3 separate regions of the Mus musculus genome follow, and all the other regions are linked to region 2. Evidence: chromatin loops called from intact Hi-C (ENCODE). Cell type or tissue: left cerebral cortex. All regions are shown on one strand. Links, peaks and the distances in the headings refer to the core of each region. The heading gives the core; the rest is flanking DNA. Region 1 overlaps Cacnb2 (calcium channel, voltage-dependent, beta 2 subunit). Region 2 has its middle 48 kb from the start of Slc39a12. Region 3 overlaps Slc39a12 (solute carrier family 39 (zinc transporter), member 12).

Region 1 (11,024 bases), core at 1,739-9,738, 340 kb after region 2:
TGTTGGCCGTCAACTGCTGGGCAAGCAGTCTATCCTTAAGAGTAGTTTCTTCTAGTCTCTTTGCTTCCATAGCTCATTGCAGACACCAGCCAACCCGAGCGAACCTTCATTGCCATCAAGCCAGATGGCGTACAGCGCAGCCTAGTGGGTGAGATCATCAAGCGATTTGAGCAGAAGGGGTTCTACCTGGTGGCCATGAAGTTCCTTCGGGCTTCTGAAGAACACATGAAGCAGCTTTACATTGACCTGAAAGACTGTCCTGTACTTTCTTCCGGGGGCCAATGAAGTACATGAACTCAGGGCCTGTGGTGGCCATGGTCTGGGAGGGGCTCAGTGTGGTGAAATCTGGCCGAGTGATGCTGGGGGGAGGGGGGAACCAATCCAGCTGATTCAAAGCCAGGCACCATTTGTGGGAATTTCTGCATTCAAGTTGGCAGGAACGTCATTCATAGCAGCAATTCAGAGGAGAGTGCTGAGAAAGAGATCCATCTATGGTTTAAGCCCGAAGAACTGATCAACTACAAGTCTTTTTTTTTTTTTTTAATTAGGTGTTTTCTTCATTTACATTCCCAATGCTATCCCAAAAGTCTCCCATGCCCTCCTCCCCATCCCCCCCCCCCACTTCTTGGCCCTGGCGTTCCCCTGTACTTAGGCATATAAAGTTTGCAAGACCAATGGGCCTCTCTTTCCACTGATGGCTGACTACGCCATCTTCTGAAACATATGCAGCTACAGACACAAACTCCGGGGGGTACTGGTTAGTTCATATTTCAACTACAAGTCTTGTGCCCATGACTGGGTGTGTACAAATAAGCATGGAGAAACCAGAGTCCTTTTCAGGACAACTGATGGGTTTCTGGATAGAGCTCTTCATCCCACTGACAGGATGGATCATCTTTTCTAAAACAATAAAGACTTTGGAACTGGGGTAGGGGGGAGTAGTTTGTTTCCCCAGTGAGATCCCCTTGGCGAAAACTAATTTTTATTTGCATATTGAATATAGCCTCTGAATTAGGGATGAGGAAAGTGTCTATTTCTTCTTTCAGCTCTAGGGCCCCATCCAGCAGAACACATGTGGGCCCTGTGCATCCTGCCTCAGTCTCTGCTCCTGTGAGCTTTGCTCCTGTTGATTTAGAAGACCTCGTTTTCTTTGTGTCAGCTATTTCCTCTGCCTTTCACCTTCTTTCTACCTCCCCTTCCTCAGGGTTTCCTGTTTTCTGAGGGGAGGAACTTGACAAGACATTGCATTTAGGGCTGAGTTTTCCAAGGTCTGTCTCTATCTCTGCATACTGTCTGGCTGTGAATCTCTATCTGTTGCAGGAGGAAGTGTCTCTGCTGATGACTGAGCAAGGTACTGATCTAAAAGTATAGAAGAATGGCATTTGGAGTCATTTTATTGCTCCATTGTCTCTTGTTTGTTTGTTTTTTAGAACATTAGTATTTGGTTTTACCCTAGGCCCCCAGGATATATGGTCTCACTCACTCTGTACCTATTCAATAATTTGAAGTCTTAGAGGAATAAGGCAATTAAAGAAGATCGAGGGGACACAATTGGAAAGGAAGAAGTCAAAGTATCTGTATTTGCAGATGATGTGATGGCGTACATAAGTGATCCTAAAAATTCCACCACGGAGTTCCTACAGCTGGTAAATACTTTCAGCAAGGTAGAAGGGTGTCAAATTAATTCAACAAAATCAGTAGCATTCCTCTATATACAAATAAAACACTGATTAGAAAAAATAAGGGAAACAATACCTTTCACAAGAGTCTTAGATAATATAAAATCTCTTGGGGGTAACTCTAGCTAAGCAAGTGAAAGACTTGTATGGTAAAAAGACACCGAAGAGATTACAGGATGTATCAGAAGATGGAAAGATCTCCCACGCTCATGAATTGGTAGAATTGTAAAAATGGTCATTCTATCAAATGCAATGTACAGGTCCAATGTCCTCTCCATTAAAATTCCAACACAATTATTCATAGATTTCCACAGAAAAAGACAATTTTCGATTTCATATGGAAATATACAGAGAGAGACAGAGAGACAGAGAGAGAATAATACAATAACCACTGGAAGTATGGAAGTATCACTGCCCCCAACCTTGCTGTACTGCAGAGCTATAGTAATAAAATTGGCATGGTATTAGAGCAAAAACAAACATGTCAATCAGTGGCTTCAAATTGAAGATCCAGACATAATCCATATACCTATGGATAGCTGATACATTTATATATATAAAGAATCCAGAAATATACACTGGAAAAAACATAGCATCTTTAACAAATGTCACTGGTCAAAAACTGAATGGTGGCATATAGAAGAATTCAAATAGTCCATACTCATCAGTCCACTTAAAACTCAAGTCCAAATGCATAAAAAACCTCAACATAAAACCAGATATCCTGAACCTGATAGAAGAAAAAAACAGGGAATAGCCTTGAACTCACTGGCACTGCAGAAGACTTTGTGAACAGAACACTATTAGCACAGACACTAAGATCGACAATGAATACATGGGACCTCATGAAACTAAAAAGCTTCTGGATGACAAATGACACCATTATTTAAACAGAGTGGCAGCCTACAGAATGGGAAGAGATTTTTTTTCCAATTACATATTTAACAGTGGGCTAATATCCAAAATATAAAAAGAACTTAAAAAACAAATATCAAAGAAATAAGTAACCCAATTTAAAATGTGATACAAATCTAAACAAGAAATGCAAATGACTGAGAAACACTTAACAATGTTCAACATTCTAAGCCATGAGGGAAATGGAAATCAAAACTACTTTGAGATTGCAGCTTATACCCATCAGAATGGCAAAGATCAATAAAGTACATGGCAGCTCATGCTGGTCAGGATGTGGAGTAGATAAAGGGGATACTTATTCATGGCTGGTGAGAGTACAAACTTGTATAGCTACTGTGGAAATCAGGGTGGCAGTTCCTTGGGAAGACGGTAATTGCTCTCTTTCTATATATACTACTCTTGGGTATATACCAAGGAACACTTCATCCTACGAGAGACACTTGCTCAGTCATGCTCATTCCTGGCTATTCAACATAACCAGAAACTGGAAACCACCTAAGTCCCTCAACAGAAGAAAAGATAAAGAAAATATGGCACATTTACATAATTGAATATTACTCAGCTGTTAAAAAATGAAATTTGCCAGTAATTGGATGAAACTAGAAAAAAAAATCATCCTGAGTGAAATAACCCAGATCCAGAAAGACAAAAATGGAATGTATTTGATTATATATGGATGATAGCTATGACCTCAAAGATAAGCAAGCTGTAATAGAACCACAGAGGTTCAACTCTATATAGTAAGACATGGGAGAGGGGAGACAGACAGCTCTCCCTACGGAAGGGAAATAGAAGTTAAGAGTGGATGGGGGTGGGGATACTGGAATGGGAAGATCATGTGGGGCCAGGGAGGGAAGAAAAGGATAAGGGAGAGACTATGGAGAGAGACATCTAAAACTAAAAACCATTTGAGGGGTAAAATGGAAACCTATTATAGTAGACACTTTATAAAATATGTAGATATATGAAGGGAATATAGGTGAAATCTCCTGATAATTCAGGGGACGGATCCCAACCTGGACATCTCTTGTCATGAAATGAATCTTCTAAGTGGGCTTAGGTTACACTAATTGGGTTGTTGGTGAAAGGAAACCCATGGGAATCCCCAAATAACACAGGCTCCTTCCAAGACTGTAGGTTGCTCTCCATAAGCTGATAGCAAGGCCCCACTGCTGAAGACAACACCTATATGGCTCCTTGTACTTGGAGAACTTGAGCTGGTGCCTACATAAAGTCATTATACTACATATTAGTGTCTTTTGTACAGGAAGGTACTCTGCACAATATCAAAGGAAAAATGTAAACACCAACCCAGCCCCAAATCATTTACCATTTACAATGCTGTCCTGCCTGCTACATATCCTGGCACACACACACACACACACACAATGACACAAAGCTTGTGGAAATATTTAGATTGACAAATCTGATTTGACTTAAGGCACACTCCATGGGACAGAACCCATACCTGGCATTGCTTGTGTGATTAAAAAAATAATAAGTACATATAGAATGTTTAAAATTACCCTTGTCATGTCATGCTATTTATTGTTTGGAGCGTGGATGCTCATGAACATATAAAAGTGATTCATAACATGATTGGTTTACTTTCTAAATTTTAACCCTGAAACATGTTTCTTTTACATTTTCCTGCTGTAAATGTGTGCTGTGTGGTGAATCCCCCTTTGAAGGGCAGAGGAAATGCTGAAAGGCACCCACACAATACTTTCAGGATACCCTAGAATGAAGCAAGTGTTCCTGCCTGGACTAAATTAAAATTAAAAGCCCTTACTGCAGTAGCCATTTACTATCTTGCCAGGGCTGATAAAACAAATACGTAACAGCTGTCCAACACAGAAAATTCCAGTTAAGATCACTCACCACCAGCCCGCTGAGTTATCCTGCAACTAAATAGCTGTCAAATCATGGTGAGAGTCCAGGAAAGTGGATGAGGGTGAGAGCACAGAACTGTAGCTTCTAATGGCACAATGAGAAAGGACTTTGATATGACAAAAAGTGATATTGTCATGCTTGTGTATTGTGCCTGATGTCCCATGTCTCATCTACTGGGAGGATAACCTGCCTGATTGGATTAAAGAAAAAGTAGGATTTCACACTAATAACTAAAACTGCAGTACTGGGTCTTGCCTAAAGGGATTTAGTTTTGATAGAAGAACTAGTGGGAACTCTTTGGGCCTATTGTTTGTGACGTGCTAAGTCTTCAGTGTTAAAAATGAAGACAGGTTGGTAAAAGATCGTACCTCCATGCCCACACCTAGATTTGAGATGTGGCATTTCACAGGAGCAGCGACATCTAGTGTTTCTTCCTGAGATAGCAGCGACTCTGAATGAAGGTCATGAATTCAGGAGCAGCCTACCAACCAACTTGGACTACTTCTCCCAGGGTCTGACTTTGACGATTTTTGAAGCATATCACATTCATCTAAGTCAGGGAACCTGGTTTATTCCATATTTTTATAACTGTTCTGCAGAGCTGCAGGGTGGCCAGACATTTTGCTTATGTTCTGGCCCAGCGCCAGCAAGTTCAGAGCTCAAAGGCCCCCTGAGAACTAGGCATTTCTGGGATGAATCTAGAGATTTGCAAAGAATATTAAGTGAGCATAAAGCTACTTTCCATTAAAAAAGGGGGCCCAAGCTAAGCCCCAACATTTTCTCTAAATACATTGTGACACAGACAATTGTTTTGAATTAGAAGTGATCAGAAAGATCTTAAAAAATCAAAATGAAACTCACCAAAAGCCTTTACTGTTATATGTAAAGTACTGACTGTACTTTTCTAAGACAACTTTTTCTAATGCTTGAAATGTCAGGACTATGTATCATTTTTGTACCAACTGATGAATCCAATGCTTGAGAAACAATAAAACCCTTTCCAGGTGCCTGTAAATTTCCCCTGCAACCTAAGCCTCAACTGCAGAGTCTCAAGGCTGTACTTGAAAGCGGCCTGCGTTTGGGGATTTAGTCTAATATTGGAGACAACTTTGAGCTCTTATTTTTTCTTATTTAGATCAGTTGGTGGTGGTGTGTATGTATATGTGTACATGTGTGCGTGTGTGCATGCATACATGTGTGTGGGGGGGGAGGGTGGTACATGAATGTGAGGGTGCAGACGTACATTCATGGACACACATGTAGAAGTCAGAGTAAATCACTTGAGTGTCTATCGCTCTCCACTTCATTGCCTTAAACCAGATTCTCTCATTGCTATTTTACTTAGGCTAGCTGACCAGCAAGCTCTTAGGATTCACCCGCTCTTATCCTGTAATACTGGAGTAGCAGGCAACTGCAGTCATGCTTAGCTTTTTGTTCTGCCTTGTTGAGATGCTGGGGATTCAAACTCAGATTGCATAGCAAGTGCTCTTATACACTGAGCCATCTACTTAAAGTTTCATAGGTCAATTCTTGATATCCATAGAACTGAAGTGTGAGCTTAGGTACCTCTGGGGTCCCTATGTACTGTCATTCTACAGTTCTTGCTTGTTAGTCTAAAGTTCTCCTGTGAGTGCTTCAGTGTGTACATCTGGGTGCCACAGTCTTATAGAGGGAGAACTTCCATGGACCTTTAGTTCCCTCTGTTTTAAGTATAACAAACATAAGTGCTAATTTTTCTTAGTGGGCATTCCCTTTTATTGCAATTCTGGCCACCTGTGCTAGTTAGAGATGGCAGCAACACAGTTCTCTATCTCTAGAATGCCTCTATCTCTGTGGTTTAAAAATAGACAATGGTTACCAATAACAAAAGCTAATTTATTGATTGTAGCTATTGGGGGAGGACAACAAAAGCTAGAGAGCCATTTTCTAGAACTATGCTTTTCTCCCACACCCCCACATGCAATTTAAAGAAATCTATTCTGTGAAACTCAACCATGCCTTAAACTCTCCGAATTCCAAAACAGATAGAGATCTCTGTGAATTGTTCATTGTAAGCAAGTAGATGCAGACACTATGGATTATTGATTTCTGCCTGGGTAATAGAGCCACATACAATGCAGAGTCAGCCAAATTGGAGTGGATGTGCTGTCAATACATTTATATAATCCACTTATTAAGCCCAAGTGTACAGCTGCCCAGAGGTAGACCAAAGATCCTTCCTGAACTGCAAATGGAATGTCCATATCAATTCATTTCTTCATACAAACACTGAACAGACATTTGCTCAAGAGACTCTACCACACAGGCATGTGGAAAAGCACGGGTCAATGTATCTTTCTTATTACCCTGTTTTGAACAGCCAAGAAAGTTTCCTTTATCCATGGGTGCATGCTTTATTTAGAAGGTGTAAATATCATGTATCATGAAGTTAATAGTTCCAATGTGTCCAGAGTTTACCAGCATTATCAAAAGTAAGAAAATAGGGACCAGGTTACAAGGCCATAGATTTAGTTGGGAAGTCAATAGGATTCTCACTAAGAGAACAATATTTGAGAACAACTTGATGTGAATGATAAGTCAAGCAAACCTTCCAAGCAGGGGGAATAGTCATTGCAGAGGCCAAAGAGTGAGTGGAGTTTAGTTCCTTTTAGGTTTGTATCTTAGTGGCCAAGATACCTGACAGAAATAGCATGGACCCTTTAGAGGGTTCCAACCATGCTTCTTGAGCCCATGTACTTGGATGTTAGAAAATCAAGGCAGCAAGCGTGTGTGGCAGAAGAAATTCTTTACCTTATAGCAGTCAGGACACAGTAACAGAGGGACCTCAGGATAAGCTAAGGCACCTGAGGATGTATTCCCTGTACCTACTTCCTCCTGGGAAGTCATACCTCTTCTTGTCTCCAGAACCTGCAAAAGTAACTTCACAAGCTTAAAACCAAAGGAGAACATTTCATATTTAAGCCATGGAGAAGGATGCTTCGTGTGTTTGTCAAGGAGGCAGTGTGGCTGTATCTGAGAGTGAAGGGGATGAGGCAAGAAAGGGAACCAAAGCCAGTTCATACCTAAAACTTTCCTTGTCCCCAGGAACCCCTTTTCTTTGTACAACCCTCTATGGCAGAGGTTCTCAACCTCCCTAGTGCTCTGACCCTTTAATACAGTTCCTCATGTTGTGGTGACCCCCACCCATAAAATTACTTAGTTGCTATTTCATAACTATAATATTGCTACTGTTATGAATTGTAATGCCAGATATGCAGGATATCTGATATGAGACCTTATGGTGGTCATAACCCACAAGTTGAGAACCACTGCTCTATGGTCTCTCCATAGTGGGAACAGTTTTGAGATATGTTTGTCTTCCATATACTGAGTCACGTCTGCTTCATTTCCTTCTTTATGTTATGGTTTTCAGGACACCCTAAAGGTCTGCAAGAGAATTGAATTTCAATGAATGGTCTATACCAACACTTTGCTAACTATAGTCCAAGGAAGGCCACTATGGTCTAACTATAGTATCTATTTAATAGAAATACTTCTAGTTTGACTAATCTATACCAAATGCAAATCCTTTGTAAAAATTTATCTTACTGAAATCTGAAGCTATTTCAGTTACACAGTGTGGCGATGTGTCATTTTGACTAATTAATTCAGTCAACAGTCTATTCATTATGTCTAATGAAAGATTTGTTTTTCCTGATCTATTGATCATCATAGAATCTAGTTTCGTATGCTTGAAATAGGAAAATTATAGATTCTTTAAGTTTGCATTTATAAAATTATTTTGTGTGTGTGTATTGTTTATGTGAGTGTGTAGCATGCATACATGCATACATACATGCATGCCATGGTACCAATGTAGAGGTCAGAGATCAACTTGCAGCATCTTTTTTCATTGTAGGGATCCTGGGGATGAAACTCAGGTTTGACAGGCATGATGGCAAGGGCCTTTGCCTGCTGAGCCATCTCTCTAATAAAATCTTTCAAGAACCTGTTAGAACCTTCTCCATCCATAGATGAGGCACATAAGGAGTGTGGTGCTCTCATCCAGCTCATCATGTGTGTGTTTGCTCACTTCTTTGTCTTTATCAATTCATCAATTCATCTCAAATTTACTTCTTAGGAAAAAAAACTTCTACCCACAGAATCTTCCCCAACCCTCGAAATGTGAAATACTTCAGCAATATTGTTCTTCAAGGGTAGGGAAAGAAGCAATTTGAGCTAGTGGTGAAAGACAGAAGAAAATCAGATGGCAATTAGATTCCAGGTGCTGTTGGCAGACATTTAACCTCAGATAGGTCATTCTCAGAAAAAGCATTGCATTTACTCTTTCTTATTTGTGGAATACAGTCCCCAACTGGGTTACCTCAGTGGCAGAGGATGCACCTAACTCTACCGAGACTTGATGCACCAGGGTTGAGGGATAACCAGTAGGGTCACCACCCTCTCAGTACCTGCTAAGCACTGCTCATATTATCTGTGCCTAGGAGACTTGTTGCCTTGGCTTGCCTCTGAACATTTTGACCTTTATCATGGCTCTTCTGAAGTTCTCACTCATATTATTTTAGTTTATTTTTTGGCCTCCAGGATCCCAAAGTGTTGAACACTGAAGTGCTTCTATCACGGGACATTGTATCTAATCATACCTATGATGTAGATTGTGTTTAGATTTGGTTTTGAAATGTCCCCCACATTGAACTATTGGTCCCTGCCTAGAAGTGTTCCTCTGGGTGCTTATAAAAATCTTAGAACACAAGACCAACTGGTAATAGACCACTATGGGTGGATCTTCCAGGATTCAAGTTCTACCCCACTTCTGGTCCTGTTCTCTGCCTCCTGACCTGCCAAATTCTGAAGAATCCTTACCACAAGCTCCCAATGACCAAGTTACCTGAACCACCATGATTTTCTTCCCATGACAGACCACATTGTCTAAACTGTAAGCCAAAATAAGTCTTTCTCTATGAAGCTGATCAGATATTTTGCCATGACAGTGAACAAAGTAGCTGATATGAGAATGTAATTAAGATTGGGATATAACAGTTTTGCCAGGGTGGCCTGTCTACTCTGGTTAGAGATGGGCTCAGGAAAGAGAGGAAAGTCAGAATGCTCTGTGATCCTTTGAGCCTTGCACTCCCTTGGTATTTGGTGACTCCAATTTATATTTCTTTCATATATTTTAAGAAGTGGTGGTGCAGTGGAAGTGCTTTAATCCCAGCACTTGGGAGGCAGAGGCAGGTGGATTTCTGAGTTCGAGGCCAGCCTGGTCTACAAAGTGAGTTCCAGGACAGACAGAGCTACACAGAGAAACCCTGTCTCAAAAAAAAAAAAAAAACAAAAAAAACAAAAAAAACAAAAACAAAAACAACAACAACAACAAAAAACAAAAACAAAAAAACAGAAAAGGAGGTTCTATAGTATCTATAGTATTAGCTTTCCATACAACTCCTCAAATGGTCCGTCAGTTCAGCTGTCCCTTCCCTGGACCTCTCTCATAGCCAAATGAAATGTTCAATGAGGTATATCAACATGTTGACCAAAGAGGCTCCAAACAATCCACACGGTTACTAAGGCTATTGGTTGTTCTCCACAAACTTATGGTACAGCCGCATTGTTGAAGACAACATCTACATAACTCACTGAAAACAAAGAAATCTGGTGCCTACCCAGAGCCTTCACCCCCACTGATTATTGTGTATGGTACAGGAAGATCCTCTGTACACTACCAGAAGAAAGTAAGCACCAATAGTACTACAAACTCGTCAATCTATAACTATTAACTGCATTGCAAGATGTGCTAGTGCAATACTGTTACAAAGCTTGTGGGAAGCCAACCAATATCCAATTGGATATAACACCTGCTCCATAAGATGGAATCTATCCCTGACACAGCCAGGGTAGCCAAGAACTTGAGACTAAATAGGCCACAGAGATAGGAGAGCACTAAATGCTACTGTTCTGCTAAAAGAATGTAGCCATAAAACAATTCCTTACTCTATACTCATGGGTATCTTGCTCAGCAATCATTAAAGAAGCTTCCTCCTGCAGTAGATGGAAACAAATAGAGACCTACAACTGAACAATATGGAGAGAGTCGGAGCTATAAGAGCACTTGGATCTAAATAGACTATCTCCATCAAATCCCTATCTCCAAGGGTCAGGACAAAGTTTGTGGAAGTGAGTGCAGAAAGATTGTAGGAGCTAATAGGGATGGAAGACACCAAAGAAACAAGGTCTTCTAGACACAACAGGACTGATGCACATATGAACTTGCAAAGACGAGACTGTGACAGTCTGTAATGGGTCTTCACATGTGTAAGTTGGATTAGATCTCAACAAAGAGAAGGGAGGAAACACAAGCCTTCATCTCTAACTCAGAAACATCTCCAATTGATAACGATTTGCAAAGCATAAACTAGTTTCTCCAACAGAGTCTCACTGAGTATAAACCCCATACCCAGTAGTATTTGGCCAATACAAAATGAACTCAGTGGTATTTGAGGAGTTTCTGGACAATAGTTTGTATGGGATATTTATTTA
Region 2 (11,024 bases), core at 1,828-9,827:
TGTCATATGTACCTCACACATGTGTCATTCTGGCACAATCGCATAGGATAGGCTCTGACTTGCTCTCATTTCTAATATTTCCTTTTACTTTATTCTCTCTCCCTCCCTCCCTCCCTTCCTTCCTTCCTTCCTTCCTTCCTTCCTTCCTTCCTTCCTTCCTTCCTTCCTTCCTTCCCTCTCTTCTTTCTTTCTTTCTTTCTTTCTTTCTTTCTTTCTTTCTTTCTTTCTTTCTCTCTCTCTTTCTCTCTCTCTCTCTCTTTCTTTCTTTCTTTCTTTCTTTCTTTCTTTCTTTCTTTCTTTCTTTCTTTCTTCCTTCCTTCCTTCCTTCCTTCCTTCCTTCCTTCCTTCCTTTCTTTCTTTCTTCCTACCTCCCCCCCCTCAATGTCTGTTTATCTTGATTCCCCCAAATTCTCATCAGTATTCAGTACAAGAGGAAGATGATCCGGGAGTTGAAATGAAGGATCTAAAGCAATTATAACACTAGGTGTAGTGGTGCATGCTTGTTATCCCAGGACTTAAGGGGCTAAGGTAGGCTCATCTCTTGTGAGCTGAAATGTACCTAGGCTACATGGTGAGAATCAGGACATTCTGCCTACACTGATAAATGCTATCACAAAAATAAAAGAAAAATAATTTTTGATAAAAAATTAAAACTGTTATAGTTAAATTATCTTATAAAATGCTAATTTTAAAAACATAGTCATGATAACCAGGCATAGTGATGCATGCTGTTCAGGCTGAGGTAGACGACTGAACTTGAGACTAGCCTTGGCTGAAGAACAAGAACCCCTCCCCACCAAAACCCCACCCCTCAACCAACACTCCACCCACCAAACCAGAACAAACAGCAACAAAATCCCACAAATATGTGAGAGCCCTGCTAGGGCCTTGGAAGTGAACCATGCAAGCCAGTGAGTCTTAACTATAAGAGTCAGTAGCATTTCTCTGAACACCGGGAATAGTGCCTGGGAGAAGCCACTTGAATAGACACATGAAGAGGGGCCTAGAAATGAGTGAAAAGCCTTTTAGGGGAAGGAGGACAGCAGAGGTGGAGCTTGAGAGGGCTTCTGGAATAAGAGGGCTTTGAGCAGAAAGGATGAAGAGGGCTGGGCTGGGCTGTGATTCAGACATGCTAGGCTCCTGTCCTCTACTGAAGTGACTTACCAAAGGGACAGTATAACGAGAGCTGCCTGCCTGACCTGGCTCAGTTTAAAAGCCAGAAGTACTTCTGCTTTTTATGCACTTAAATTCCCAGGCATAGCCACAGGGAACTAGGGTCAGAGGTCTCCACAGTTTGGGTCACAGAACTGTTATGTGCATGAACACATAATAAGCAAAAATCACCATATCATTGTCTTCTCAATAGCAGACTAGAGTCAGGGTGTCCTTTCTTTGCCAACCTTTGCATTATTAAGAGAATAAAATGCCTGTGCTAGCAAGAACTTCTCAGCTGACGTCTTAGGGAGAGACAGTTTCATTAAGCAAGAGTGTTCTGTTGTGACTGGATTGTAATCACCTGGCCCTCCCCTAGACCTCTTAGATTAGAAGAGAGAGGGACTCAATAACATAAATGAAATCTTTAGGTAAGGAGTGGGATGGACACCACACACACACACACACACACACACACACACACACACACACACACACACACAGGGGCATGTGCATGCACACACCTGCATGCCTGCCCACACCCATATCAGCACCTGCACCCATACTCCCTCATGTGTATGTGTGTGTCTCAGCTGATGAAGCACTTGTTGTTTGGAAAGTATGAAGACCCAACTTTGATTCCCCGATCCCCAGAATTCATGTAAAAAACCATCATGGTGGTACACACGTACAATCCAAACTTGAGGATGTAGAGGCAGGAAAGTTCCCCGGACCCAGGGGCCAGTCAATTCAGCCTAGGCAGTTATTGCTAGGCCAGTGAGAGACGATGTTTCCAAGGGCATAGATGACATCCCTACAATGACATCTGAGATTGCTCTATGGCCTCTGTGTGTATGTCTGCGTTGAAACAACAACAGCAGAAGAAAAATTTCAGACAATTCTACTCGGTAATAAGTTTCCAAGGCTTGATTGACACCTTCCTGAAGTATTTTTTAAATTTACAAGCCAGTGGGGTGGTGTTGACAGATGGCTTGTTTTGTGGTGTTAGGTCAGGAATTCCTCCTTTGGAGAGGTGATTGAGTTCCTTATGAAAGAGTCACCACAGACATTAAGAATTTTTGTCTTTGTGCCTTCTACCACATGAGGACCAGGCCTTCTTCTCTTGTGAAACACAATGTAGGAGACTCTAGCAAATTAGTACCTTGCATGTTGACTTCTCCTGGAGACTGTGAGAGAGTAAGTAATTCTGTTTTCTTAAGTTACTCACTTCTATCACAACCGCACAACGGGGCCTCAGAGAGGAAGAAGTGATATAAAACGGTCCCTGCTGGTAGTGTGAATCATTCCTCCCCATTCCTGATCAGTCTGAATTCCTGAGAAGTGAAGGTGGTGAGCTCTTTCCCAGTTTTGGAAAGAACAGTGAGCCCACATCCTTGTGTAGTATAACTGATTCTAAAGTGACCAATTTCCATTCAAGATGGGGTTTAACCAAAAGTGATCGAATTATTGCCTGTTTCATGATGATGTTTTTCCCCGCATAGGGAATACATATTGTGTCCAAAGATCATATAAAGTTAGCCATAAAATATTGCTTTTGGTTAAGTCTCAAGAAATGTTATGGTAAAAAAAATGTATCAGGAAGAGATGGAATCAGAGAAAAATTTTACCCAAATTACACCACTAAGTACCAGGAATGCCTGTTTTGGTATTAGCAGTTCTTCATTCTGTAAATAGCATTTTTCATTTAGAAGGGTCTCTGACAGGCAGCTCCTTTAAAAGAAGGTGACAGGGACATTAGAGGGCTCCTGTTGTTGGCTGGAGACACTGTGTGCTGCTAATTTTCTTTGGCAATAACTATTGATCTTGAGCCAGCCCTGAGTGACAAGTGGAAACCCTTCCTTGCATAGCTTTCCTTTGGGGGTCTGATTAGTTCCCTGGGGGTGGTAAAGAACTCTACATTGCTTTTGCTTTCTCTTGCTGGTTTTCAGATTTTGTGTATTTAAAACAATAGGCATTTATTTACTTTCTGGAAAAGGACAAAAAAGTCCAAACCCTTTGTATTTCTTCGGTGCATGGCTTCTGTGGGGGAATCTCTAGCCCTGCTGTGCACTAGGGCCCCAGGACCCTGTTCACAGTTCCCTGTTCTTTAGGTCCATGTTTAGATTTTCAAGAAGTACCTTAGCCAGAGTCCTGGAATCTGTGTTTCAGTTAGCTCCTCAGGAGAGCCCAAGGAATGAGTTTGATGGACAGTGAAGTGGAAACTTCTGGTTTCTTGGGAAAGTTAGTTATGTCAAGTTATGTTTTGCTGGGGCATACAGGTGAAAGGACGTCTTGCTAACGCAAACATGTGAAAGACTGTTTTTCTGAAGCAGACACAGGTGAATAGATGTTTGAATATAGCAAACTCATGAAAGGACCTGTGATGAAGGAGTGTAAATATGACCTCACAGACAGTTCAAGATGAGCACTGAGCATCGGTTTGGTTTGGTTTGGTTTCAGCTCATTATTCTCTGCTAAAGACATGCATGTATTGGTTTGCCTTGCACTGTGTCGTTGAGCTCTGCTTGTGGTTATGCTGCCATTGAGAGAAACTCTCTCCACAAAGAACTGCTCCTGAGGTGTGTGAGGTTCCCTCAGCAGCTTGCTGCTTCTACAGCCCTGCCTCAGGTCGGTTGATGAGCCTTGAGGTTTCTTCAGGAGTGAACTACAGCTGCTGGTTCATGTGTGGTGTCTGCCTGCCAAGAGGACTGATCTGCAACTGCTGAATCATTTCTGGTGTTTGCCATGGAACTGAACTGCTGACAAGATCCAGCTTGCCCCCAAAGAACTATTGCTGAACAGGTCTACTTCCCCCACATCCTAAAAACTTTTCTCTTCCACAACCTGTGCTGGGTGGTGGGCTAGAGGAGAGGTTGGACCCTTGTTAAAAGTAGGTTGCAAAAAAAATGTATGCCCACAGGACATTCTACATTTGGAGTTATATTGTATTAAAATAGTATTTCCCTAAAAATGTTAGGAATCTCACATAACCTGAGGGTACAGCCCAAGAGCATACAAATCAACTAAAACCTTAGCAACTCCATTTGTTTCCTGTCAGGAACTATAGGTGCTAAATTCAGCTCCCGTGTTTGATATAGATTGTGTCATAAATCTATAAACCCCTGGCCTGGAATCACAGTAGCAGTGTTGGGAAGTGAGGGATCTTTTGAAGATAGTACCTTGTGAAAACTTCTTGGGTACTTAAGGGCATATTCTTGAAGGCAATTGTGGGACCTCCAGTCTCCAGTGTTTCTCCTTTTTTTTTTTTTTTTTTTTTCTGGCTCTTTGTGTGTTATCTTTGCTGTGCCATTCACCCCTTCCACAATATGTTTCCTTAACATATGCTCCTGTGGTTTGAAAAAGAATGGCCCCAATAGGCTCATATATTTATGCTTAGTCACCAGAGTGTGGATGTGTTTGAAAAAATTACAAGGAATAGGGGGTATGGCTTTGTTAGAGTGGGTGTGGCCTCGTTGGAGGAAGGGTGCCACTAGGGAGGAGGGCTTTGAGGCTTCAAAAGCCCATGTTTGGGCCCAGATTCATATTCTCTCTCTCTCTCCCTCTCTCTCTCCCTCCCCCCTCTCTCTCTGCATACGCATCAGGATATAGAACTCTTAGCTACTTCTCTACTTCTCCAGCACCATGTCCACCTCTGTATAGCCATGCTTCCCCCATGGTGATAATGCACTATCCCCTGGAACTGTAATCCAGATCCTAATTAAACGCTTTCTTTTCTAAGATTTGACTTTATCGTGGTGTCTCTTCACAGTAATAGTACAGTGCCCCAAAACAATGGGTCCATGTATTCATAGACTGGAAACTCTAACACTGTGATCAAGAACAATGCCTTCCCTCTCTCTTCCATCTTTCCTTTAGCTCACTCCATTTTCCTCTGTCTCTCTCTCTCTATCTCCCCTCTCTTTCTCTCTCCTTTTCAGACAAGGTCTTACTGTATCATTCATGCTAGCCCAAAACTTCTATGTAGCTTATTTTGTCCTTAAATTTTCATGGTCCTTATGTGTTGCTGTGCTATAGTAACAGAAAACTGGTAGCATGACACTCTTGCTTTGATCTTCTTCACTTTCCTGTACTTTATTGTACTTTATTGCTCCCAGGACCCTTTTATCAGCATCATTAATTATTATTAATTATCATTATTAATTATTATTAATTATTGTACTTTATTATTATTTTAAATTATTATCTATTAATTATTATACATAACAAATATTATTATTTTATCAGCATCATTAATATTGATATTATTAATTGTTATTAATCATTGTACTTTATTATTATTTTAAATTATTAATTATTAATTATTATTAATTATTGTACTTTGTTGCTCCCAGGACCCTTTTATCAGCATCATTAATGAGTATATGCAAGCAAATACTTCTCATTTGTTGAATTCTGGAGTGTGAACTCCAAGAGAGGAATGGGAAGATATTGTGTAGTTCTGGGGAGGAACTTACAGCTTTGTAAAAAGAGCCACATCTCTACCTTACTGATGATAACAGTAGAGAGTGTCCCCATAGCGATGCTGACCTCATGAGAATTTCAAAGTCCTTGGGCCAGAGTTTGTTCCTCTCCTAAAAGGAAGGAAGCAGAAGCTTTGAGCTTCTGTGTTGAGAGCACAGAATGAGCTGAACTTGTTAACACAGCTCTATTCTCCTCCTTTTTTTTTTTTTTTTAAGGCAGAAGTAGAAACCACAACAGCTTCTTAAGAGAACAGCAATGCATATTTTGAAGGAAATTCTGGCTCTTTTTTCCCCTCAAATGTTGAAGGTAAAGGTACCATTTGTTATAATATAATAATTTATTTGGTATCCATTCTGTGCTCAACGCGTGGCATGTAAATTAATAGGATTCCATGCCGTCCTTCTTCGCCATACACTACCTTGGGGCTTGATTCCAAACTCAGAGGCACTGGCTCTTATATTGATGGGGCAAAGGAGGATTTAAAGTGTCCAGTGGAAAAGGGTTACTGTTTTTCAGGAATCTGTTTCTTTGACTATAAGCATTTATTTGGCTGGTAAGGTTTGACTCTCTTAGAAATATTCAGAACAAAGGGATGGACCTACCTCTCTGTGATTTTTGTGGTACTGAGTTTGAGTCTTAGAACGAGTTCTGATTTCCTTTTATTATTTTTGTATGCGCACATGGACATGCTGAGGCCAAAGAGCTATCACAGGTATTATTCCTGTGATGGTGTGTGTCTCTGTCTCTGTCTCTGTCTCTGTCTCTGTCTCTGTCTCTGTCTCTGTCTCTGTCTCTTCCTCCCTCCCTCCCTCCCTCCCTCCCTCCCTCCCTCCCTCCCTCCCTCTCTCCCTCCCTCCCTCCCTCCCTTTCTTCCTTCCTTTCCTCTTTCCTTCTTTGTCCCAGTGAAACTCCCCAAGTAGGCTGAGGAGGCTAATCAACACGGTATCTCTCTCTGCCTCTCCAGATCTATAATTACAAATGTGTGTTACCTTTTTAAAAGGTAGGTTCTGGGGATGAGACGTCTGTCCTGGTTTGAACTTTGCCAACTGAGCCTTATTGCCAGCCTGACTGTTACTAGGAATGGGTCATGAAATAAATGCTTCTGTCAGAATAGTTTATTCGGATTGAATGTGCTCTGCAACCTCTGCTGACAGCCATCTTCTCGAGTGTGTGCAGCAACCAGCCCGAATGTGTCAGCAATGGCTTTCAGGCACCTGTGACACACGTATCACAAGTAGGATGTTTTGATGTTTGCAGGGTTATAGCTTCTTCAGGCAAAACTTGCAGGGCATGAAGAAAGCAGATTCAGCAAGGACCTTAGCCTGAGCAGCTGACTCGAATCGACTGCCAAGTAGCAAGGAATCTGGCACGCGTTCTGAGCTCCTTGGCCAGCCTGAACCGGCTGAAGCTCAAGCCTCAAGCTCGCCTCTGCACCCCCGCACCTCCCCCCGCCCCCCACCAGTGCAGACAGTTTTCCTGCTTTTTGTTGTTGTTCCTTTCTTGTTTTATTTAAAAGCCAGATTCCTTTCATGAAGGGCAGCAAACATGTGAGCTCTGCACATGCGCAGCAGTGAAGAAATTAGCTGAGGAAGTTGAGGCTGTGTCAGGGCACCTTTCCTGAAGTGGATCCTTGGACATCCAAGCCACTGTGTTCTTTTGGCCTGTCTTCAACGGAGTACGTTGTATGGTGCCAAGCCTCAGGATACCAAAGAACTGCTTACAAAACACTTGCTCCTTCACAAGAAGCACAGCAGTTTAGCCAAGATAACATCGCTGCCAAGAACTCTCACATAGGCTAAGATAAAAACTGAAAGCCCCAGCACATGAGAGTGAGTTCTTGGTAGGAAAAAGCACAGTAAGTTCTTCTCAGCCCTCACCGTCAAGATGGCTGGCACGTGCCACCTACTCAGCAGAGATCTGGATGTCTCAACAGTATAGTTCACCTTTCTGTGTGGATGGGCATCTCCCTGTCCACTGAGGGCCTAGGAAGAACAAAAGCAGCAGCAGGAGGAGTCCACTCTTTTGCTTCTAGTCTTCCTGTTTAAGCCGGGAGCTTCCCACCTCACTGTCCTTGGAATAGGTTTCACGCCACTGGCTGGCTTCCCTGCTTTGTGTGTCTTAGAACTTAGATTGAATTCTACCACCTGCTCCTCTGGGTCTTCAACTTGCAGGGAGGTCTTGGAATTATCAGCCTTCACAATTTGGCCAGCCTGAACCGCTCAAGCTCAAGCCTCAAGCTCGCCTCTGCAACCCCGCACCTCCCCCCCCCCGCCCCAGTGCAGACAGTTTTCCTGTTTTTGTTGTTGTTCCTTTCTGAATTAATTTTTCATAGTCTTACTAGGAAATATATCTGATATACATGTATCCTTCTTCTTCTTCTTCTTCTTCTTCTTCTTCTTCTTCTTCTTCTTCTTCTTCTTCTTCTTCTTCTTCTTCTCTCTTGCTCTCTCTCTCTGTGTGTGATAGAGAGCGAGGGAGAGAGAGAGAGAGAGAGATTTAGTTTAAATAGGGGCAACAAACAGGGTAGAACTGAGCAAAATAGATAAAGGAAGGAAGGCAGGGAGGATGATCCTTTAAGTTCATGGTAGGACAATCTTGCATATAAGAGATAAATTAAAGGGTACCATGACGATGCTCACAACAATCTGAGAGTCATGAGTTGAGCATTTGACTTTCTGTGTCAGGAGACATGGTGGCTCTTGCCTTTTCAGTGTTCCCACTTTCTTCTGAGGAAAGTCCATGGAGCTCAAACAAGGAGATACATTTATTCTTAGAGATCACTGTCTACTAATGAGCCAGAATACACTGTGTCCTATTTTGAGGGGCCAATACAACTCCCCAGGAATCCTTGACAGCTGTGGCTACATGCCAGTTGGTACCCAGCAATAGCCATTTACTCAAGGACATTCCTAACCTGTGTGGTCTGCTTGATTTCTCATGGAAATCTCCATGTTATTATAAAGTTCAAAGCCAATTTAACTTTTATTGCCCCAAATTTTCTGTCCTCAATATTAGATTAAGGATTGTCACAGACCAATGAATATGCCTTCCTTAGTGTTTTTTGTTGGAATTTTCATACATGTATATAATGTGTTTTAATAAAATATACATTCCATCCATGACAGATTTTTCCTATTACCCCTACCATTTTTTCTTTCCAACTTCAACTTCATGTTTTTGTTTTTTTAAACCCACAAAGTCTACTTAGGACTGATTTATGTCTTTTATGAATATGAGACCATCTACTGCAGCATAGGTAGATTTTCATTGTTTTTTTATCTTTTAATTGGATATTTTATTTATTAACAATTCAAATGTTATCCCCTCTGCAACTCCCCTCTCCTATCCCCCCTTACCCTGCTTCTATGAGATTCAATGATGGTGCTCTCCCACCCACCTACCCACTCCTGCCTCACTGCCCTACCATTCCTCTACACGGGGCATCAAACCTTCACAGGACCAAGGTATTCCCCTCCTATTGATGCCAGGCTCCTTCAGCTCTTTCAGTCCTACCCCTAACTCCTCCATTGGGACCCCTATGTTCAATTTAAAGGTTGGCTGTAAGCATCCATCTGCATCTGTATTGGTCAGTATCTGGCAGAGCCTCCCAGGAGACATCTGTAACAGGCTCCTGTCAGCAAGCACTTCTTGGCATCCACAATAGTGTCTAGGTTTGGTGTCTGCTTGTGGGATGAGTCTCCAGGTGGGGTAGTCTCTGGATGGCCTTTCCTTCAGTCTGTGCTCCACTCTTTGTCCCTATATTTCCTTTAGACAAGAGCAATTTTGGGTTAAAATTTTGGAGATGGGTGGGTGGCCCCATCCCTCAACTTGGGGGCCATGCCTAACCTCTGGATATGGTTTCCACAGGTTCTCCTTCACCTTGGGGGGGTATTTTAGCTAATGTCATCCCTGTAGGGTTCTGGGAGGCTCTTGCTTTCCTGGCATCTGGGACTTTTGGTTGCTACTCACTGTTCTTCATCCCCCATTGCTACACACCTCTGTTCAATTTCCTGACCCACTGTGCATCTCCTCCCCTACCTGATTCTTCCCCTCTTTTTCCCCTCCCTCTCTTCTCTTCCTCCAAGTCCCTCCTTCCCTCCTCCTAATTCCCTTGATTGTTTCATTCCTACTTCTAAGTAGGAATGAAGCATCCACTCTTTGGTCTTCCTTCCTCTTGAGCTTCATGTGGTCCAAGAGTTTTATTGTGGGTATTCCATGCTCTTTGCCTAATATTCACTTATCAGTGAGTACATAACATGTATATTTTGAGGTACCTCTCTCAGTATGATATTTTCTAGATCCATCCATTTGCCTGCGAATTTCATGAAATCATTTTTTTAAATAATAGTTGAGTAGTATTCTATTGTGTAAATGAACCACGTTTTCTGTATCCATTCCTCTGTTAAGGGACATCTTGGTTGTTTCCAGCTTCTGGCTATTATGAATATGGCTGCTATGAACATAGTGGAGCATGGGTCCTTATTACATGTTGGAGCATCTTCTGGGTATATGCCCAGGAGTGGTATAGCTGGGTCTTCAGGGACTATGTCTAATTTTCTGAGGAACCACCAGACTGATTTTCAGAGTGGTTGTACTAGCTTGCAATCCCACCAGCAATGGAGGAGTGTTCCTCTTTCTTCACATCCTTGCCAGCATCTGCTGTCACCTGAGCTTTTGATCTTAGCCCTTCTGACTGGTGTGAGGTGGAATCTCAGGTCTCATTTTGATTTGCATTTCCCTAATGACTAAGGATATTGAACATTTCTTTAGATGCTACTTGGCCATTCGAGTTTCCCCAGTTGAGAATTCTCTGTTTAGCTTTGTTCCTCATTTTTATTTTTTATTTTTTATGTTTGTATAAGTTTATTTGAATGCATATGAGGCATTTTCTGTGAGAAATCTGTTGTGTCCGGCCAGCAGACCACAACCTGGGTTCTAGCCTGGAAAGGCATTTTGGAAACCTGGAAGAGAAGAGGGGCTAGGTGGCGAGAGAAAAGAATGTAGCCAAGACAGTTACTCTGATCAAGGCTCAAATTTTATTGTTGCGACACTAGTTATGAAGGAAGGGGGAGGGGACCCGATTCCCGCTGAATAATCTCTGGTCCAGTAGAAAGGTGCACGTGTGTGGCTCCTCAGGTTCCAGCAGTGGGCGTGGCAGAACGAATGAGCAGGAAGCTCCACCCCTGAGCAAGCAGGTTTCAGACTGGGGGAGGGGAGACTACATCTCCTCCCTTTTATTAACAAAATTAAAAAAAAAGAAAAAGCTGGCCTGAGGGGGGAAAAAATTATCTATGCTCAATAGTTCTGCCTGGAATCTAGGGCTAAAGAAAAAACTTGCTTTCATGGGATTCCTTAACTTTTCTTATGGTAAACTGTATCTGGCTAAGAGT
Region 3 (11,024 bases), core at 898-8,897, 53 kb after region 2:
GTAAGTGATGGGTTTAGAAACGTCTGTGTCACTATGTCTCTTTTTAAAATGCTAGCATAAGAGTCTGAAACTGTTGTTTAAGCTATAAAGATAATCTTAGGATCTTGTTACTACCCTGGAGGTCATTACTGGATCGTCTCTGGATACTACAAGAGACGCTGTTAACATTTTTGACTCCTTAAACAATCAATTCAAGACTTAGTTTTCTCCAAAAATTCTGATAGACTCTAAGGTGATTTCCCATTCTTTCAGAGTAAGTAGATTTATTATCCTTTTGGGGTCTTGGAGGTTTTCAGAGATAGTTCATTCTCCAGTGTCTTCGTGGATGGTTTTATTACGCTAAAAACTAACTAGTGTTTCTTGAAATCACTATTTTTCTCTAGGGCATTGTCCTCTTCAAAGGCTTCTGACTCAGTGTGATATTGGAAGTGTGTTAAAAGAAATTTTCTCTTTAATTTTCTCCACTGACTGCACAGATTTTTTTTTTTAAGGTGTTGCAGCTCACTCTGTGTCCTGGGCCAGGCACTGGCTGCAGACATGGAAAGTGCACCCTCATTTAACCATTTGACTGATTAGTGCAGGCATAGTTTCCTGCCCACTGTGAGGTGGGAAGTTTCCTGGTCTTTGGGGTTATAAGCTGCATGCAGATCCCCTGTTGCTGCAAATCGGCCCAGGCACCCAATTAGTGAGTCATTTCAAACATGTTGAAAGTCTTGAAGTGTTTATTTTCTCTTTTCTACCACAGGAAACCCTCTGGTTGTAAATTTGTCCTGCATGAAGCCTCCCATTCACCCCCAACACAACCCAAGCCCAAGAGTGGACATGTGCTTCTGGACCAATCTTTCAGTGTGGATGATCCTACTGTCCCACTCCCTCAGCCTCGTTTCCTCTACTGAGACCGGCAAAACCCTCACTCAGAATAACAGCAGAGCTGGGAGCCAAGGCCTGCTAGAAGTTCTGAGGGTCCTCTCTGCTGGTGACCACTGGTCCCTCAACCATCCACAAAGCCTCATCAAAATTCTGTTGGAGAGGACTGGGTGTCCACAGAGAACAGATTGGACACAAGGAGACTGCAAGCTGGTTAGTGAAATAAAGTGGGGTCGGGTACTAAGAATTGCTCCAAAGGGAACAGTGGATCACATAGAGATGGCTTTATTACAACGAAATGACATGCAAAGTTCATATGCAAGCTAGAAGTTCAGCCTGGCACAATAATGTCCCGAATCTTCCTTAAAACAAACCATTCACAAGGGATTTTGTTTTTCAATTAGGAAAAAGTGTTTATGCTTTCTAGAGCCCCTCTGCTTCTTTAGGGACACTGGCTTGCTGATGAGTGCTTGGCCCGTCCTTCCTTCTGCTTTTCTGAGATCCTTTTATTTTTGTCCTGCAATGACCATGGATGATATTAGACAGAGGCTTTTGATCTTCTGTGAGACAATCCCAGCATTCTGATATTTGCCTGACATTCAGTTCCTGAGCATGCACTCCTAGGTGTCAGTTAGTGTTTTTTTAAAGTCTGTGTGGTCCCGAGTTAGTGCCTTGACAATCACTAGCAGGGAGCAATCAGAGCTTCAGGAGAGAAGTGCTGCATTTAGAGTTGAAACTGTTGCCATGCTTCCCGAGACCTATTCCACAGCCTTCCCTACAGCTTTCCTTCTCCCGACCTAACAAGCAAACCCTATCCTGTCTTCTCACCAGAATCAGTTGTGCAGCTCACACGAAGTTACTGCATAAAGGCTTCCTCTTTCCCAGGCTGAATCTTGATTTGCCTAGGATGGATGTGTTGCTGTTGATCATGATTAGTTTCCCTTCTGTCTCTGTCTCTGTCTCTGTCTCTGTCTCTGTCTGTCTCTGTCTCTGTCTCTGTCTGTCTCTGTCTCTGTGTCTGTCTCTGTCTCCCTCCCTCACTTCCTTCCCCTTCCTTCCCCTCCCTCTCCTTTCCCTCCCTCTCCCCCTCCTCCTCCCTCTCTCTGCCCCTCTATCTTTATTGATTCTTTGTGAATTTCTCATCATGTACCCCAATCCCACTCATCTCCTTGTCCCTTTAAACCCACCCCCTCCCTTGTAACCGTCCCCAGATTGCTTCAGCATAAAACTGGGGGGACTACTAATCCCAGGGTTTGGTTGTTGTAGGAGGAGGTCCATCAGGTTCCATTGTGGATGTTTGAAGTCCCTGGAGGAGGTCCATCAAGTCTCACTGTGGAGGAGAACCCGGGTCTTAAAATAACTGCCCACAAAATCCCTCTTTGTCACCCCATCCCGGTCAATGAATTTTTAAAGGAAAAACTTGTAGGTATATAGATAAGTTGAAAGCATGTATAAGCAAACCAGAAGTGCATGTCTGCTTCCAAAGTCAATCTGGATTGTCTTTCTCAGTCCCACAGAGATCTGGGCTGAGGATGGGGTGTGGGTGTGCATTTCCTGGCCAAATGTTTTTTGGTTTTGTCCTTGTAATAAAAAGGGTCTTGCACAGATAGGATGCTTTCTCTGCTCTCTGTGAATGATAAATAATGCCATAATTATTAAAACACCCAATGGTTCCCAGAGGAGATGTGTTATAATAAGCAGCTCTTCTGTGATGACATTAATAGATATAGATAGTAACAACAGACATCCCACTGGAAATAACCAGGAGTCAGATCTTATTAATTTCCGCTGAGAATCTGCTTCAGGGCCATGGTCTCCTTTAATGATATGAAGTGCCTTATTAAGGCTGCTTAAATATTGGTTTTACTGGGTGAACATAAACAGGCAAGACTGTTCTCCATGTTTGGAGCTGAAGAGGAGGGAAGGGGTATTTTATCTTATTTTTAGTGACATTATAAGGGTTTGGCTGTTTGGCTTCCTCTTGAATTATATCTGTCCCAGGGCTTGGAAATGCTCAGTCTAAGAGTGCGGCATCTTAGGGCTGCTCATTCTCTTTCTCTGGGAAACTGAAGAAAAGGGAAACTGATAGGAGAGGGTTTGACTCTCCTGAATATTCCTTTTGTACGACACCTAAGAAACATTTTCTTGTCCTTTGTGAAAAGCCAGCGGAGGAAAGGTCATTCAGTTGCACCAGCATTCAGGTTCTGACACTAAACCTCAGGGTTTGGCTTTGTTGTTGAGTCTCTTCATTAATTTAAGACATATTCTTGGCAGGTCATGCTCATGTTGGATATTCTGAGAGAAACCAGGAGAGCAAGGGGTGGGTTTGTATCTCTCAGTATTTGGGGAAAGAAAGACTGAGGTAGTGTCATTTAATTTCTGATGAGGAAAAAACGGTAAAGTGGAATTAGAAAAATCAGTATGAACATGGGGAATTTAAAAATAAAGCCATTCAAGTTGTAGTTTTTAAAAATGAACAGTTTGGTCCTGATTCCCCCCCCCCCTGTCTTTGTAAGAATAAGTGGAATGTTTTCTGTTTTTTATTTCTGGTAATTGAACTTAGGGCTTTATGCACGATAGAAAAGAACTCTGGCAGTTGCCCTGTTTTCCCAGCCCCTGGATAGAGTTTTAATGGACCCATGTCATGATTAAGTGAAGAGCCAGCCTGCCTCCATCTTAGGCTTAAAGGCTATTTTATAGTAAAGACAAACCAGGCTCATTCCTGTTCACCTCTGTTTCTCAAGGATTGTGCTCTGCCACACCTGTCACTTTAACTACAAATGGTTCTACACTGCCCATTCCATAGAGACACCATAGAGTATGCACAGGGGACTTTGTGCACTCCTTTATGTCTGCTGACACGACAACATGTGATTGACTCGGTGGCCTCATAAGCTTCCTTGACCCAGTGTCTCTGGCAACATTTTAATCAGGGCAACAAAGTTCCCCTGAAATGCTCAATCATCCTTCTCCACCATCTTATTTTCATTACTGACATTAGACCCTTACCAATCCTCTTTCCTTTTTCAGCTCACCTATCTTCCGGTTGCAGGAAATATTACAAATGAGAACCTGCACATTCCCAAGCTTGTGCCTCTGCCCTGGTGGCCTGTCTGGCTATGCAATGGCAGGCAATTGCTGATCGTTTTTTTTTTATCTCATGGAGACTCTGACTCAGAACTCCACAGTCTCTCCACCCAACTTACTAGGTTCCCACTGGTGGGTCACTACCACACCATTCCCATGCTTCAAATCCCACACAGCCTTTGTGGTGTACCTCATGCAAGTCCATGCTTTGCTGCCCTACCTTTCTCTCTTGAACCTGGACAAGCCTCCACGTGAAGGAAAACACAACACAAACTTAGTTCAGAAACAATGGTAACTCATTCATTGGGCACAACAGCTAAAATCCTAATCTTGTAAGCCTTATTCAACCCAAATCCTCCTCTGGTGAATCCTGACAGATTCACCATTGAAACCAGAGATGCTATCCATCCCTGTCCAAAAAGACCTAATTCTCTCCTGTCCCCTCTCTTCCTCTCTTCAACCCGGAAGTCCTGCCTAATTGCCCAGTGATTGACTCCTTTATTCATTAGGGAATTGGTTCACGAGAAGTCACCTGAGTATGACTCAATCCTTGTCTGAAGACCCTCCCAGAAAAGCAGAATTAGCATCAACATACAAACAGCACCAGGACCATCCAGTACATCTTCCTACCAAATAGGAAGGACAGAAAATGATTTGTTGAAGAATTTAATGTTTACATAGCTAACCACTACTAGCTATGGGTCTTTAATCAAGTAACTTAGCATCTTTTAGATTTCATTATAAGTTATACTATGGACCAACATTTTTCATATTTGATTCAGTTCAATATCCTTGCATGTTGAATACAAATTTATCTGCTAACTTATTAAATATTAAATAATGGAGTGATTGGTATTCCAAATGCCTTACATCATGTGGCTATTTTTAGAGGATTATTAAAGAGATTGAGAATTTTTTTCCATTAAAAATAGCAGAATGGAATTTCCACCATCAAAAAATTACTACGTGCAAGGCAGAGACAAATATACCTGTCTCTGTCTGTGAGTTGGAAGCCACCCAAAATTATATTTTCTAGCATTAGCTAGATTACATTTTGAAGAGCACCTGAGTGTGTGATTGTTGTGCAGAGCACTGTCCGTAAATCATAAGTAGCATTATGTGTAGTGTGAGCTTCACAAGGTTATTTACTACATAGGATGGCCTTATCATGGTAGTGTCAACCCAGTTACTGCTTGTGTCTTGGTTTCAGCTCCATCATCAGTTCCCAATTCATACACTCTCTGTAGGATGGGGCCTACTTACAGAAAGCAAAAGGTTTGTTGTGGCTTCAGAGTGGAGTTTGTGTGACCTCTGTATGTGCCCAGAAATTGATTTGAAAAGCACGAGGTCTACAGTGTATGTGGCTTCAGGAAGAACACCTTCATGCTTTGCTTTGATGATGGATATCTGCAGTTTCTTACTAATGTGTACTGTGTGCACCAGCTATTACCCAGCATGTCACATAGCAGTCATGTTATTAGAACCTCCAAGATAACATATTAAAAGACCCTCGGTAATTATCTCCACAGTGGGGTGAACCTCCCTGAAACTTGAGACAGACATCACCCAATGCTTCAGCCTGAGGTTGTAGCTTGGCAGCAGAGCTGCTTCTAGATACTGAGAGAACTTCTTAACTTTCCATGAATAAGTGTTTTTTTTTTTTTTTGAAAAAAATTTTTAGCCAGAATCCCTGTCATTTTTTCACTGTCCAATGATGTTATATTGAAGGTCTTATGTCATGTGACCATCTCAAATCAGAGAATCCACATTTCTCTGTGACTTGTGAAACAATGCATCAGAGTGTAGGGTAAAAAAAATCTTTTCATTCAACCTTGAAGGGTTCTGAGACTATATCAGTGATGTTAACAGAAAAATAAGTCAGGTTAATAGGATAAAAGTCTGTAAGTTTTATTTGTATTGATATTTTATGTGGTGAAGACAGCTATCTAAAATGACAAAAATGCCCCCTAAGGAGTAGGGAATGTATACCACTTTAACAACAACAACAGCAGCAGCAGCAGCAACAACAGCAACAGCAACAACAATGGGTTGTAGAGATGTGACAAGAGGAAAGATGGCTTCAGGGTAGTAAATTGTGAGAACTCACTAGGAAAATATACAAAAGACCCTAAATCATAGATGGTGGAGGTTGATTTGGTAAAGTCTATGTGAATTTACAGAATTATATCAGTTCCCTGGAATAAGAATGTTCTGTTCTTGGTACATAAAGGACACATTTCTCAATGGAAATTTAATCTTTGCCTTTAGGAAGAAAGAGAGAGTGCAGAGACTGCTTCCATATTTACTGTTTCCCAGTTGCCTTTAAGCCAAAATTGTCTACATGTAAAAGAGATATATTTTAGGTATGGTATGTTCTGATTCCCTTTGATGTAATCATTTGGCAGTTCTCCTAGGCAAGAATAGCAGAGGCCTGGGGAGGGGCAGTGTCACTGCATCTTTACAAGATGCTCAGTACTTGGTTCTGTGCCACATGCTGATGGTTAGACCTGTCCTGGAAACCTGACCAGATAAACTCTTGTTCTTGGTGGCAGACAAAATACAATGATCAGGTCAACAGAAATTTTATAATGTAGTGCTCTGAAAAAAATGCAATGCTAGAGATGTCTGTCCAACACAGTAGCTATAGCTACAAGTGACTGTTGAATAAATATTTATTGAATAAATAATAAATACCAAGAATATTGATATGTGTGACTTGTGTGACATAAATATCCTGACAAATGTACACTAGATTTCAAAGACTTGACCTACAAAAAGAGCATAAATTATCTCATTAGTCATTCTTAGACTTTTCAATTACATGCTTAAATAATTTTATCTTAAATATGTAAAAAATTTGTAAAGTACTAAAATACATATCACCTGTTTATTTTCACTTTTAAAATGTGGCCATCAAGAAAAATTGAAAGTCATGTGTATTTTGCATGCTATTTTTATAGAACAACATTGTGAGGTACAATATAGATTGAGAGCCTTGGGGAAGGCCTATGTAAAGAGTAACATTTGTTTGTTTGTTTGTTTGTTTGTGACAGGGTTGCTCTGTGTAACCATCCTGGCTGTCCTGGAAGTTGCTTTGTAGATAGGGGTGGCTTCAAACTCAACAGAAATCTTCCTGCCTCTGCCTTCTGAGTGCTGGGATTAAAGTTGTGCACTATCACATCTGGCTAAGAGTGACATTTAAGACCTGAAAAAATGAGAGCAAAAAGGAGGCCTGCAAGACTGTGGAAAGATCTTTATGGGACTTCAAAGAAACAAAACCACAAGATCAGAAGTTTAGAGAGAAAGGATAATATGAGTCAGAAGAGAAAGAATAGAGACAGGTGGAAGATGCAATGTGGAATGGGACATCATTTCAAAAGCCAAGGAATTGGCTGGGTTTATACGAAGGACAAAGCCCCTTTTACAGAAAGCGTCCCCAGGAGGAGATGGTGATCAGACAAAAGTCTCACCATGACTCACTCTCTCATGGTTGTAGCTGCAGGAACTAACTGCTATACCCTGTACTTACAAGGCATAAGAATTTGATACCTTGTGTGGAATAATTCAGTCTTGTATAAAGCTTAACTTTGTCTTCTTTCCTTCTTATCTTCCCCTATAGTGTTTGGAAGCAGATGCACTGTTACTCACAGCTGGGGGAAATTTGGAGGATGAGCTAAGAGAGGAGGTAGTCCAGAGAGTTTCTCTTCTTCTCCTCTACTACATAATTCATCAGGAAGAGATCTGTTCTTCCAAGCTCAACATGAGCAACAGAGAATATGAGTTTTACCTGCACAGCCTACTCGGCCTTAGGCAGGATGAAGACTCCTATTTCCTTTCAGAGAAGGAGACTGATGACATCTTGGCTTTCACCAGGAAGTACTTTGGCACTTCCAGTAGCCAGGTAAGAAGTGAGGAACAGCTGAGCTGTAGGCTTGTTCATAGTTTTGCCACTTACTCCTAGGACATGGATGAACTTCTAAGAGAGATATGTACTTCTGGTTTAACTCTAGGATAGTGACATAATCCAAAAGTTCAAGTGGAAATGGAATGATTAATGGTAGATGACTTTTAGTCAGAAGCTGGGTGGGTAGGCAGGCCAGGTGACAGGACAGCTCTCATCTCCTGAATAACAATGACTCAAAGCTTTTGATCCACATCCAAGAGATGAACTACAGTGGTCAAAAGCCATGTGTCCATTTGTCATGGCTTCTGGTCAAAGAAGAAGGCAGAAACAGTTTAAGAGATGATTTATCATTAGTGATTTCACTGATGAAATCACTTGTAAAAGGATTACTGCTTAGCCTTGTGTGTCCGGGCTCCTTCTCATCTACCCCTAGCCCCAACTCTCAGGTCATGGGTACCTGCTTTCATTACTATTCTAGAAATGCTTGCCTTTCAAGCATACTTTCTGATGCACAATGGGAAGTTTCAGCAAACAAAGGTATCTGAATGCAATGTTTTTGTTATTATTATTATTATTATTATTCTCATTATATGGAGTTGAGGATATGCCTCAGCAGGTGACATGCTGGAAGCATGAGCACAGACACCTGCATTTGGGTCTCTAGTACCTATGTAAAAACCAGGGGTTACAATTACTCCTGCAATCACCAGGTTGGAGGGGAAAAGGCAGTTATTTGGGAATTGTGGTCAGTCAGTCTAGCCAAAATGGCAACCTTCAGGTTTATTGACAGACAGTGTCTCAAAAAATAAAGGTAGAGGATAATTATTAACATTGACTTCTGGCTTCTACATGGTCACACTCAGGACACTTACACATTTACACACATATGCCTATACCACACACACACACACGCACACACACACACACACACACACACAACACACACACACACCATCATCGTTGTCGTCGTCGTCATTATCATCATCGTCGTCATCATTGATACTGGGGATTGAACCCAGGGCTTTATGCTTACTAGGCAAGAACTCTGCCACTGAGCTACACCCTCTGCTTCATAAATCTTGAGTCATAGTCCCAGAAGAGTTCTTTGAGGACCCATACCACAATTTGAAGGGGGTATGAACATTATTTATGAAACAATGGTTGTGAATCTTTATTATCTTTTGAATTATTCATTGATTTGTAAAAAACAAGCTTTGCCGCAGACCCTCTGGGTCCCTTTGTCTGTGTGGAATGGGTCTCTGGTTGCAGGTGGGCAAAGAGTCGGCAAATGACAGACAGACCAACATGCAAGATTGTGTAGAATCTGAATGTAATTTGTCAAATTGAGCATCAAATTTTTTATACAGAAGAAAATAGGAAAGTTAGGAGGAAAAGTCTCTGTTAGCCTGTTCTGTCTCAACAACCAACAAACACCCTTTCTATATATTACAAATGTACTTAATTTCTCTTTTAACTTGGTATACAAGGAAAAACATATTTACTAAGAACCTTGCAAAGATCTTATGGCACCTCCAATCTTGTGAATATTAATCTTTGGCCTAATTGATCCTGTTCCAATGTTAGAAAAAGGTTCCTTGATGGAATTCAATTTTTAGCTTGAACACCTCCTTAAGTGTTCCTAACTGTAACATCTTCATTGTGATTTCTCTATGATGTTAAATTGGCTCGAATTATCTACTAGGATTTTAGACATCCTGTCCCCTTACTGCCTTTTGATGCAGATTAAATAGAAATGAAAATCCAGTACTTAAAGCAAAATGGTGGGTATGAGTGGGTTTCTACTTATGCTGCCCACATAGTCAGTGGTCAGTCTTTGTGGTATTTGTAAGATCAAACATCTATAGAGAATAAAATAACAGGACACAGAAAACTACTTTTTTTCCCCATCGGGTTAACAAGAGTAAACTACTGTCATGCACCTTTCTTTGCTTTAGCACAGTGATCTCCTAAAGATACCAATGTATGTATATGACTTCTGGATGGTTCCTGTAGTCTATTTAACCACAATGACTTAGGTAGTCAGTCAGTCCAGCCTTTGCAGAAGGCTGGTGACATCTCTCTGCAGACTGATGCTTTGTTCTAGACAGCATAGGAGTTACATACCAGCCTATCCCTTGCAGTCCTAGATTTTAAAATGCACAGGACTTGACATCCACAGGCCACAACCCTAGGAGCCATTTTAGATGCTCCTCAACCAACTTCTAGGAGAAGTGGTTTTACATGTTAGTGTTCTCATCCAGACACACTTCACCCCATTCCTTCACTATCACTTCCATAAGTAACTGCATTTCATTGTCTTCAATCAATATCCCCAAGTGCTGAAGCCTTTGCGGGTTTTTCTGTTGCTTTCTACCTCATCCTAGCCCAGTCTCTTCTGGAAGATAAGTATTGATTGTACTGTAAGGTCTTCTTGGGTCAAAAAAAAAAATGGCTGGAGATTCTACCCTTAACAGAACCTTGTGACTATAACATTCGTTTTTATAGCCTATGAAAAATTTACATCGCCGTGAGGGTCATGCTGCTATGTCTCAACTTGTTCCTTTCTCTCATAGTACTTTCAAGTATCAATAATTTGGTCACATTGCTGGGAGTGAAGCCCAGAGTAGAACACTTGCTCAGCTTGCATGAGTTCCTAATTTCCACCTCCAGATTTCCACTACAGCTATGAGTAGCCGCCTGTCAAACTCACTATTAGACCTCAGAGAGATTAACTCATTAGGCTTCTATTCATTCTTCAAAGTCACAAGAAGTGAATGTTGACATAATAGCCCATGTTTGTGTCCTCTTTGGATGAGCAACTCACTCCAGTTCATTTGTGCCATAGGACATGGCACATAGTGGGTATTTTATTTTAATAAGTAAAAGAGATCAATAACAGTATTTATGGTAAAATTCTGCCTTGTCAGATAAGTATAACTTAATCAGGAAAATTGAATACACACACAAGAATGCCACTTGTCCTATGTTCCATAGGAATTCAAAGAATGCAGATGCTGTGTTAGAGTGGACTACTCACTGTAGTGAATGTGAACTTGGGCTCAAGGGAGATGTAGAAGTAAAGGTTGTGTCTCAGTTACTTTGCTATTACTATGACAAGATACTTTGATGAGATAGATTTAAGGAAGCATAAATTTATTTTTGGCTC

The links. A loop is a pair of places that touch in the nucleus more often than their neighbours do. Peaks named below come from ENCODE experiments on the same cell type or tissue, not always from the same donor. Only the 100,000 strongest peaks of a DNase experiment are listed, where the experiment ranks them.
Region 1: it touches region 2 in a loop (2.7-fold over the local background); 3 of 42 quality-filtered maps call a loop at or near these places.
Region 3: it touches region 2 in a loop (2.1-fold over the local background); 3 of 42 quality-filtered maps call a loop at or near these places.

What each region holds. Positions count from the first base shown.
Region 1 is chr2:14,672,173-14,683,196 of GRCm38, forward strand. All of the region lies in intron 2 of Cacnb2 (calcium channel, voltage-dependent, beta 2 subunit), which reads left to right. Among named protein-coding and RNA genes, the nearest start is that of Gm32741, 73 kb to the left of the region's middle. In left cerebral cortex, for the core only: a CTCF peak has its summit at 4,928; DNase peaks (open chromatin) are centred at 2,990 and 4,927.
Region 2 is chr2:14,334,835-14,345,858 of GRCm38, forward strand. No RefSeq gene overlaps it. Among named protein-coding and RNA genes, the nearest start is that of Slc39a12, 48 kb to the right of the region's middle. In left cerebral cortex, for the core only: no CTCF peak of the experiment used is centred there; DNase peaks (open chromatin) are centred at 5,736, 7,019, 7,284 and 8,433; H3K4me3 peaks cover 304 bases; H3K27ac peaks cover 860 bases.
Region 3 is chr2:14,388,499-14,399,522 of GRCm38, forward strand. Slc39a12 (solute carrier family 39 (zinc transporter), member 12) reads left to right here. Exons shown (of 13, transcript NM_001012305.2): 2 at 746-1,080; 3 at 7,574-7,855. The coding sequence starts at 823. Among named protein-coding and RNA genes, the nearest start is that of Slc39a12, 5.6 kb to the left of the region's middle. In left cerebral cortex, for the core only: no CTCF peak of the experiment used is centred there; no DNase peak of the experiment used is centred there; H3K4me3 peaks cover 862 bases; H3K27ac peaks cover 523 bases.